Regions from separate parts of the Homo sapiens genome. Here region 1 is linked to region 2. The links are chromatin contacts, found by Hi-C or POLR2A ChIA-PET in ENCODE. All regions are on one chromosome and are shown on one strand. The core of a region is the stretch at or near the end of the contact, and the rest is flanking DNA. Distances in the headings are between cores, read along the strand shown. Region 1 overlaps BNC2 (basonuclin zinc finger protein 2). Region 2 holds the start of BNC2-AS1 (BNC2 antisense RNA 1).

Region 1 (4,121 bases), core at 627-3,126, 200 kb before region 2:
TGAGTAGGGCTGTGTTCCACTCAGAGGCTCTGGGAAATAATCTGTTGCATGCCTCTCTCCTAGCTTCCGGAGGCTCTGCCGCCATCTTTACCTCACCTCCTCCTTTGCATATGTCTTCTGCTCTGTATGTAATCTCCTAATATCTTACACGGATACACAGGATGGTAGTTAGGGCCTACCCACAGAGTCCGAGATTATCTCCTTATCTTAAAATCCTTGACTTAATCACATCTGCAAAAACCCTTTTTTCCAAATAAGGTACCATTCACAGGCTCCAGGGATTTGACATGGATATTTTGAGTGGAAGTGGGTAGATATTTTTTGGTCAACCACAAGATATATTTTTTAAACAGTAGGATATAAGAAAAATATACATAGAATGAATCCATTTACTAATAATCATAATTAGTGCCACAGATACATGATAATGATAACATATGGAGAAGTGTTATCTCTACAAAAAGGGGCTATGGACAGTTTTCATTTTTGCATTATACATTACTGCAATGTTTCAATTTTATATTAATTTTGTATTACTTTCATAATCAAAAACCAATAACACATATTTAAAAGGAAGCTTTGATATATTTTGACATCTTCCCAAATTTTCTTACCTAATTCTGGTCCCTGTTGTGGAAAAAGGGTTTAGTCAAAACTGCATAATAGATGATGATTACTAGTTGTTCTAGTGGAATAAAATTTTATAAATAATAAAAATATTAAGTCATAATTTTTGAGTATGCTATTCATTAAATAGACTGCTGTAGTTTCTAAGGATGAAAAGTTTCATCCTTAATCCAACCTTCTATGAATACCTGACAACTGTTCCACTAAATAAATCCCCAAACCGAAATCTATGACCTCTCCTTCAAAACTGAGGTTTTAGTTTTATTTTTTATTTATTTATGAGATGGAGTCTCACTCTGTTGTCCAGGCTGGAGAGCAGTGGCATGATCGCGGCTCACCACAACCTCTGCCTCCCAGGCTCAACCGATTCTTCTGCCTCAGCTTCTGAGTAGCTGGGATTACAGGTACGGACCACCATGCCCAGCTAATTTTTGTATTTTTAGTAGAGATGGGGTTTCACTTTCATCATGTTGGCCAGTCTGGTCTTGAACTGCTGACTTCAAGTGGTCTGCCTACTTCGGCCTCCCAAAGTGCATGAGCCACCGCACCTGGCCAAAAAAGTGAAGTGTTTTTTGTTTTTTGTTTTTTTTTTTAAAAAAGCCTTTCTAAGGTTGACTATGCACAGGCATGAACTACTGAAGCGGCATTACTGTTCACCCTGCCCTTTACGAAATTCCTCTCTTTGCAGATTTTCTCCCTGAATATAGCTTCATCTTCAAGTTTTATTATACCTGCAAAATTTAGTTAACAACAACTTCACCTTATTAACATCTTCTGGAACAAAAGTTCCAGAAATCACTGTACATTTCTCTACTCCACATTTCACCCCCTTCATGAGAATTGCTAAGCACTATGAAAGCCAATTGGGGTTCCCTGGATTTTCTCTCTCATAAAAAAACTGACAAGGCTTTTCTCTGTCTAGGAGAGAGGGCGATGATCAAGATCCACTTTTATGGAAAACATGATATTATGCTGAGAAATCTGTCAAGAGCGGGAAAAGCACTTCATAGAGGGAGAATGTAAACCATAATGCTGAGAGAAATATCTGCATTAACTTTTTGCATTTGTTCACAAAAGTTTATGAAATGCCTACTGTGTGAAAGATTGCACCACAAACCATGGTATATGTTGTAAGCTGTGTGGGCAGAACTTCTGGTGTCTGAGAATCTGACAAGAAGAGAAATGAGTTCACTAACGGCAGACTGTTGCTCTGACGCACGGCCAGCCAGCAAGCCGAGGCATGAGGAGATGCAGGGGAAGAGCATGAGCTGGACAGGTGTCATGCACAAGCAGCTCTGCAGCAGGGCTCACGGTGCCTGATAATTATGGATATTGTCAGATCTGCCAAGAGACATATTTAGCAATGAGCCGGGAGGGGGCAGGAGGAGGTAGGCATATTACGAAACTTGCCACCCACCTCCCATTGGCACTATCAGTTTCCAAGGCTCTATTAAAGATAAACAAGGATGCCTAGCCTCCCCTGAGATCAAGAGGAGATGGTGATTATGAAAATAATAACAGTTTTAAAAATTACTTAAATGTTCTAAGGGAGCCTTTATTTCTGGCAGTGTTAAACACTTGCAAGGAAGAAGGTAGAAAACAAAAACAAACTAGAAGACCACAGTAGCCTCAGTCTGAAAGGCCACTCCAGGGCTACTTAAACCAAACACTCTCTGTGAGTTCAGTGGTTAGGCTTTTCCCTCCTCTGGGTGGCATTCCAAAGGCTTCTCCTTCACATGTGCAAAAACAAGAAAGCGGCGACAAGATGCTACAGCAGATTTCTGTTTGAGACGATGTTTCTGAGGGAATAAGAAAAAAAAAAACAAAAAACCAAGCGAGAGAGGGAGAAGTTTTTCTTTCATTTAATTTTTTTTTTAAACAAAAACCTAGAGACACTGGTCTGTGAAGCCAAGTTTGTTAACGTGCAAGTATAATTTACTTTTATGTAAACATAACTTCACAGAGTTATCAGTAGGTTCCATTTTCAGTAAAAACAAACAAACAAAAAAAAAGAAGCTGCAAAATAATTATAAAACATATGGTGCAAACTCCGGCTGTGTTTATTTTATGACAGTTAACATTATTTACAGTGTGATCTGGTCAGAATTAATACTCAAAGGGTTATACACAGAATATGTCAAATTTTTCTTCTTAATCATGCACACCATTAGTTTTGTCAACCCATCTAAATGAATTTATCTAGAGATCTCCTGTATTCCCCCAAAGAAATCAATTATATTTTTTAACATATTATTTTATTCAAAATGCTTGACTAACACCACCGATAAGCTGCCAATAGTAATATAGGAAGGAGCTCACCCTCTTCTTAAATGGGGAAGTTTGACAAAATGCACTTAAAATTCTGCCATTTGTTGCATGAGATTCTTTAACTCCACACTGTTCATTTCGTTATCTCAGTTGCTAACGCATATTAAATTTTTAAAGATTTAAGTTCTTTTTTTTTTGGTAACAACACAGCTACTACTTTCTGTTAACACATAAATTATCAATATATCCTGTTGAGTAAAACTATTTAAGTAGCTTATCCTTGATACTGGAGTGGCATTAGGAAGCACTGACTATAGGATCTGCTTATTATTCAAGTGGGAGATATACAACAGCCAAGAGACATACAGAAAAAAAAAAATAAGAATAATTTTGCAATGAAAATCTTTATTTTTGTAATCTTTGTAATGAAAATATTTATTTTCCCTGTCCTTTTATTAAAAGACTCTGGTATTTTGCTCTCATTCAAGGCCTTATATTAATATAAATACCAAAATTTATGGGACCAGGTGGTGTTTAGTAATGTGAGCTGAAACAGAAAATGGCTGCTTTTCCTCCCTGGGCACGCAGACACAAGACATCCTCTCCTACAATAGACACTGACCACAACCTATCTTCCTATTCACCAGAAATGGTTTTGTGCAGTAGTGTGCTAGGGCTGGCTCATGCCAGCCTATGAGAGCTGATTGCTAAACATTCGGAAATTTTGGGAGTTGGTGGTTCAAACAGACGACATTAAAAATTAAATTTTAGAAACATGCAATGAAAAAAATTAAAAACAATGATAATAGGTACTCAAAATTCATCACTTCTAATTATTTGACATTTTACTATTATCTATGTTCTTATAATTATTTGACTACATTTTACTATTATCTGTGCTCTGAAGATTACTTGCTTCTACTTACGTCTGGTATGGTGGAAATACCATATAATAATGTGTGACTAAGCATCTCTTCCCAACTCCATGTTCAGTGACTCATGTTGACAGGCTGAAATCAGCCATCATGGGATATTTTCACCAGAGAAATCAGCAAACACTTGCAAATCAGGGTTGGCTGGTTGCTTGGTTTGTTTTCATTTAGAAAGCTATTGTAATGCTACCAACACAACGCTAGCAATGTCTAAATAATAAATTACTGTCTAGTTTCAAAACTTAAGACTTTATTTGTAAATATACACTCATTTAAACTTTATAATCCCATCTG
Region 2 (3,785 bases), core at 209-2,708:
ATATTTATACAAACTAAAATGTCATCTTGAAGAGAAAAAAAATGCAAGCTCATATCCTCTTTTACATGCTTTCCAAAAATGCACAAGAGGTAAACATTCAGTGACCATGACAGAAAAAGGTGGGTTGGGGGGATAGGAGTGATTGCTAACTACATCAAAACCAAAAAAAAAAGAAAACATATTTAAAACTGTGATTTCTCTCCTTTTGTTGTACTACTCTATTTCATAAATAGCATAATATTATACAGTTTTAATAGCATCCATTAAGCATAAATTAGTTCCCTATATTTCTATTCTCTCCATATAATCACTGATGCTCACCATTACACATATATGCACACACAGGTACACACAAAATATCCACACAGTCAGACAGCTGGATCAAAGACATCATAAATTGTCCTAATTCTGACCCATCATTTATATTACTTTATTTGTTTTTTAGTTAAAATGTTTTCCATGACAAAATCTCCTTAGATTCAAATCTACTTGGAAATGGGCTAGTGCCAAATAAGCAATCTAACACCATCTATGTGGTTCAATAGCCATTTATCAATTGATCATTATCTCTATCTGGTTTTATTAACTCTTTTCTAGCTAGAGGGAGACGTAAGCCAATCTTCCCTTCTAACACACACACACACACGCACACACACACACACGACCTCCACTAACTCAAGGAAAACCCTGAAGGTGACATCTAGTTTTAAAAGTGAAGCACAAGTTATTTGGTACTAAGGTTAGCGAAAACACTGCATTCCAACACGCGAGAGCCACCCAGGCAGGGATGCGTCGCGGAAAACACCTCTCACAGCGCTCTGCAGTGACAAGGAGCATCTCTGTGTGGAAATGAACTTTTCACTTGAAAGAATGGGAAATTGCACATGAAGAGTTACTTATTGGGTTGATGTTGATTGCATTTAAATCCCAGCTTACTGTATCAGCAGTAATCAGGGTCCCTCTACAGGATATGTCAAAATATACCTTATTCAAATGCATTTATCCTATTTAGAATTGTGTGCTAAAACTGTTCTCTAGCTAAATGCTACAAAACCCTGGTTGTAGGTATTATCGCTTGCAAATGTATTTCTAAACTTGTAGTAGTTTATAGCCTGGCAAATTGTTTTTTTTTTATTATCAACAACTTTAAATATCTAACTCAAAGTATTTAATTTTCGTGAACTCTTACAAACAAAAGCTTTTTAAAAAAAAAAAAAAAAAAAGCAGTTGCAGTATTTTTTTCCTCTTGAGTGGCACAACATTTCTTAATAACCGCCGTCAACTTAAAATCCAAGTATATTTGTCAATAGTACTTTCGTGCTGTGTGGATGATAATATCAAACTAACTTGCTTTGTGTGTGGATGATAATATCAAACTAACTTGCTTTGTGTGGGTTTGGTGTAGGCTTTGGAAAAGCAAGACGTGTCTAGGAGGGAGGCACCAGGGAACTTCCCTCCCTCACTTGAGCACAATCCAAGATGAAAGTTTCTGGGTTGTGTCCCCTTCGCTTCCTCTCACCCTCGCTCCCCCGCGGAGCCAAGGAGCCAGCAATTGTGCAAGAGGAGACCGGCGCACAGGGCGCGTATCACGGAGCGCATGGTACGAGCCGCCGGCTCCGGTGATTAATTATCAGTAACCGATGGCCTCGCGCTACCACGTCGGCTTTCCCAGCAGAGCCAGCAAGCCGAACGCCTCCAGCGCGGCCGGGACGGAGGAGCGGCTCTGGGGAAGACGCCGAGGCTGCGCCCGAGTGAGTGCGCCGGCGGGCCGGCGGGCGGGCGGGAGAGCGGGCCGGAGCCGGCGAAGGGAATGCAGGGGCGGGCGCAGAGGGCTGGCTGGCAAGGAGGAGCGGAGCGGAGGAGCGAGGACCGAGCAGCACAGCCCGCCACGCACGCCGACTCCTCCAGCAACCCTCGGCGCTGGCAGCCAAGCCTGCACAGCCTCGTCTCTCTTCTCAGGTCTGAACGAAGCTGCCTCCAGCCACATGAAGTCAGTAGGGCTGTTCTGAGGGGCCCCGAGATTTGATGACTGTTTTTTAGGTTGCGGAACCTACTCCGAGAGAGCAAACACTTTGGACGAAGTGATTCATATTGATAGATACATTTGTTGGGAGGTGGCTTTTTTCATTCTCAACAGAAAACAAAGAAATAAATTAAGTCTTCCCCTGACCCAGATTGTACTGTGAAACTTTTCAACAATGTCTCTGCTTTCTTTTACTTCGGTATCCTTTCCCCTTTTTCTTTTAAGACGCCCTTAGGGAAACCATGAAGTAACCCTGCACATTCCAGTAACACAGTTATGACAAAACAAGAGCCTAACTAGGAAGTGACCACATTTTAAAAAGTATTTAGAAAGAAAAACACCAGAAACAAAAGTGCCCATAACAATTCAAGGTTTCTTAAAAAAAAGAAAAAAAAAATCAAGAAAGAAAGTAACTTACCTGTTGGGACATTCTGAATAAGAGGTTAGTATCAGCGTTTTGCCATGTCCCCATGAACCCTGGTTCAGCCGTAGTCGTTCTGGTTCCGAACTGCATGGAGTTGTCAGTACAGGAGTCTCTTAAAGTCAAGTCTCTTGCCCTCTTTGGCTCTCTGTCTCTCTGTGTCTCTCTTTCTCTCACATCCACTTCTGCCTCTTCTGACTGAAAAGTGAAGGTGGATTTTTTGAGCCTCTTGGCAGCCAGTAGCAGGAGTGTAGTGTAGTTAAGAAGCTGGCTGAACTGTGCATTTCATTTGGGAAGGGGGAGATTTGGGGGAGGGAGGGGGTCAGAGCTTCTTTCGCACCTTCTGCACAGATATCCCTATCATTTATGCATAGATTGTGACTCCCCAAGCTTGCCTTTGCTCAGTTTAACAGCTGCCTGTCAGGTGTGCAGGCGGCACTGGAGACCCAACCATCAGCTTCAAACTCTCAGCCACTGCATGTCATTGGATAGCAGAGCTAAGAGTCAACTGCACTGTTCCACTGTCAGGCACCAAATGACACCCTGCACTAACCCCTCTCCAGATATACAGATAGATACACACTTATGCACACTCCAGGCAGCACCACAATCACGGTGCACAGGGCAAGGGGAAGCTAGGGCCCTTCCCCGGGAATTTTTCTCAACAATGCTTTCTGATATAACACATAATATCTGACACCAGTCTTTGGCTTTAACATTTGTAAAACTGTGATACTTAAATTTTTTTTTAATTACACTGAAGAAAGTAAAATATTCAGCTGTAAGAGAATGTAAAGTTGGCTCAGTTATGGTCTAAATGTTAGCTCCTGAAAGTCATCTCGTATGTGCTGGGCTATTTATAACCACATAGAAACTCCTAAATAACGTACATAGAGATGTGACCTTATACTCTAAAGAGTAAGCAAATAAGCCTAGCAGTTTTTATAACATAGAAGATGCACAATAAACATTTGCCAAATATAAATATATACTATTTAATATCTAGTACCTCAGGCTATTAATTACTAAACTGGATGTTAGCTAATGAGAAACTGAATGGCAAAGGAAAAAAGTATACCTTTTCTTAAAGCTCAGAAGTAGAAAAAAATCCTTTGTTAAAGTTCCTAGATGAAGCATCTGCAATATCCTTTCAAATCGTTAAGAAAAGAAAAAGATAAACAAAAAAAGCCTGTCCCATTTCAGGCAAAAAGTAATGAATATAAAAACTCCATTTTTTATTCAAGATCTCTGTGGAAAATTCTATAACGTTTTCCTGCCTGATGAAATACACCCTTGATAACATGTCGTATTTTTAATTAAACAAGTCTTAAAACTATTCAC

Evidence for each region. A loop is a pair of places that touch in the nucleus more often than their neighbours do. ChIA-PET counts read pairs that join two places held with the same protein, here RNA polymerase II (POLR2A). Pooled maps may share reads with other maps.
Region 1: a map of gastrocnemius medialis shows a loop between it and region 2 (3-fold over the local background). The contact joins the enhancer-like site here to the promoter of BNC2-AS1 in region 2. A Hi-C loop is called at or near these places in 3 of 168 maps with a recorded cell type or tissue (ascending aorta, gastrocnemius medialis and sigmoid colon) and 5 of 50 pooled maps. POLR2A ChIA-PET finds 5 or more read pairs at or near these places in 1 of 52 experiments (H1).

The regions. Positions count from the first base shown.
Region 1 is chr9:16,528,960-16,533,080 of GRCh38, forward strand. The region is part of intron 5 of BNC2 (basonuclin zinc finger protein 2); the gene reads right to left. Among named protein-coding and RNA genes, the nearest start is that of BNC2-AS1, 200 kb to the right of the region's middle. Within about 2 kb of position 1,877, at least 3 of the 41 ENCODE cell types and tissues checked have a DNase peak (open chromatin) inside an H3K27ac peak, as active enhancers do.
Region 2 is chr9:16,725,356-16,729,140 of GRCh38, forward strand. BNC2-AS1 (BNC2 antisense RNA 1) reads left to right here and starts at 1,459. Exons shown (of 3, transcript NR_151723.1): 1 at 1,459-1,600; 2 at 1,676-1,751; 3 at 1,960-2,169. It overlaps BNC2 (basonuclin zinc finger protein 2), which reads right to left. Exons shown (of 7, transcript NM_017637.6): 3 at 2,442-2,642. RefSeq lists an enhancer at 1,042-1,543.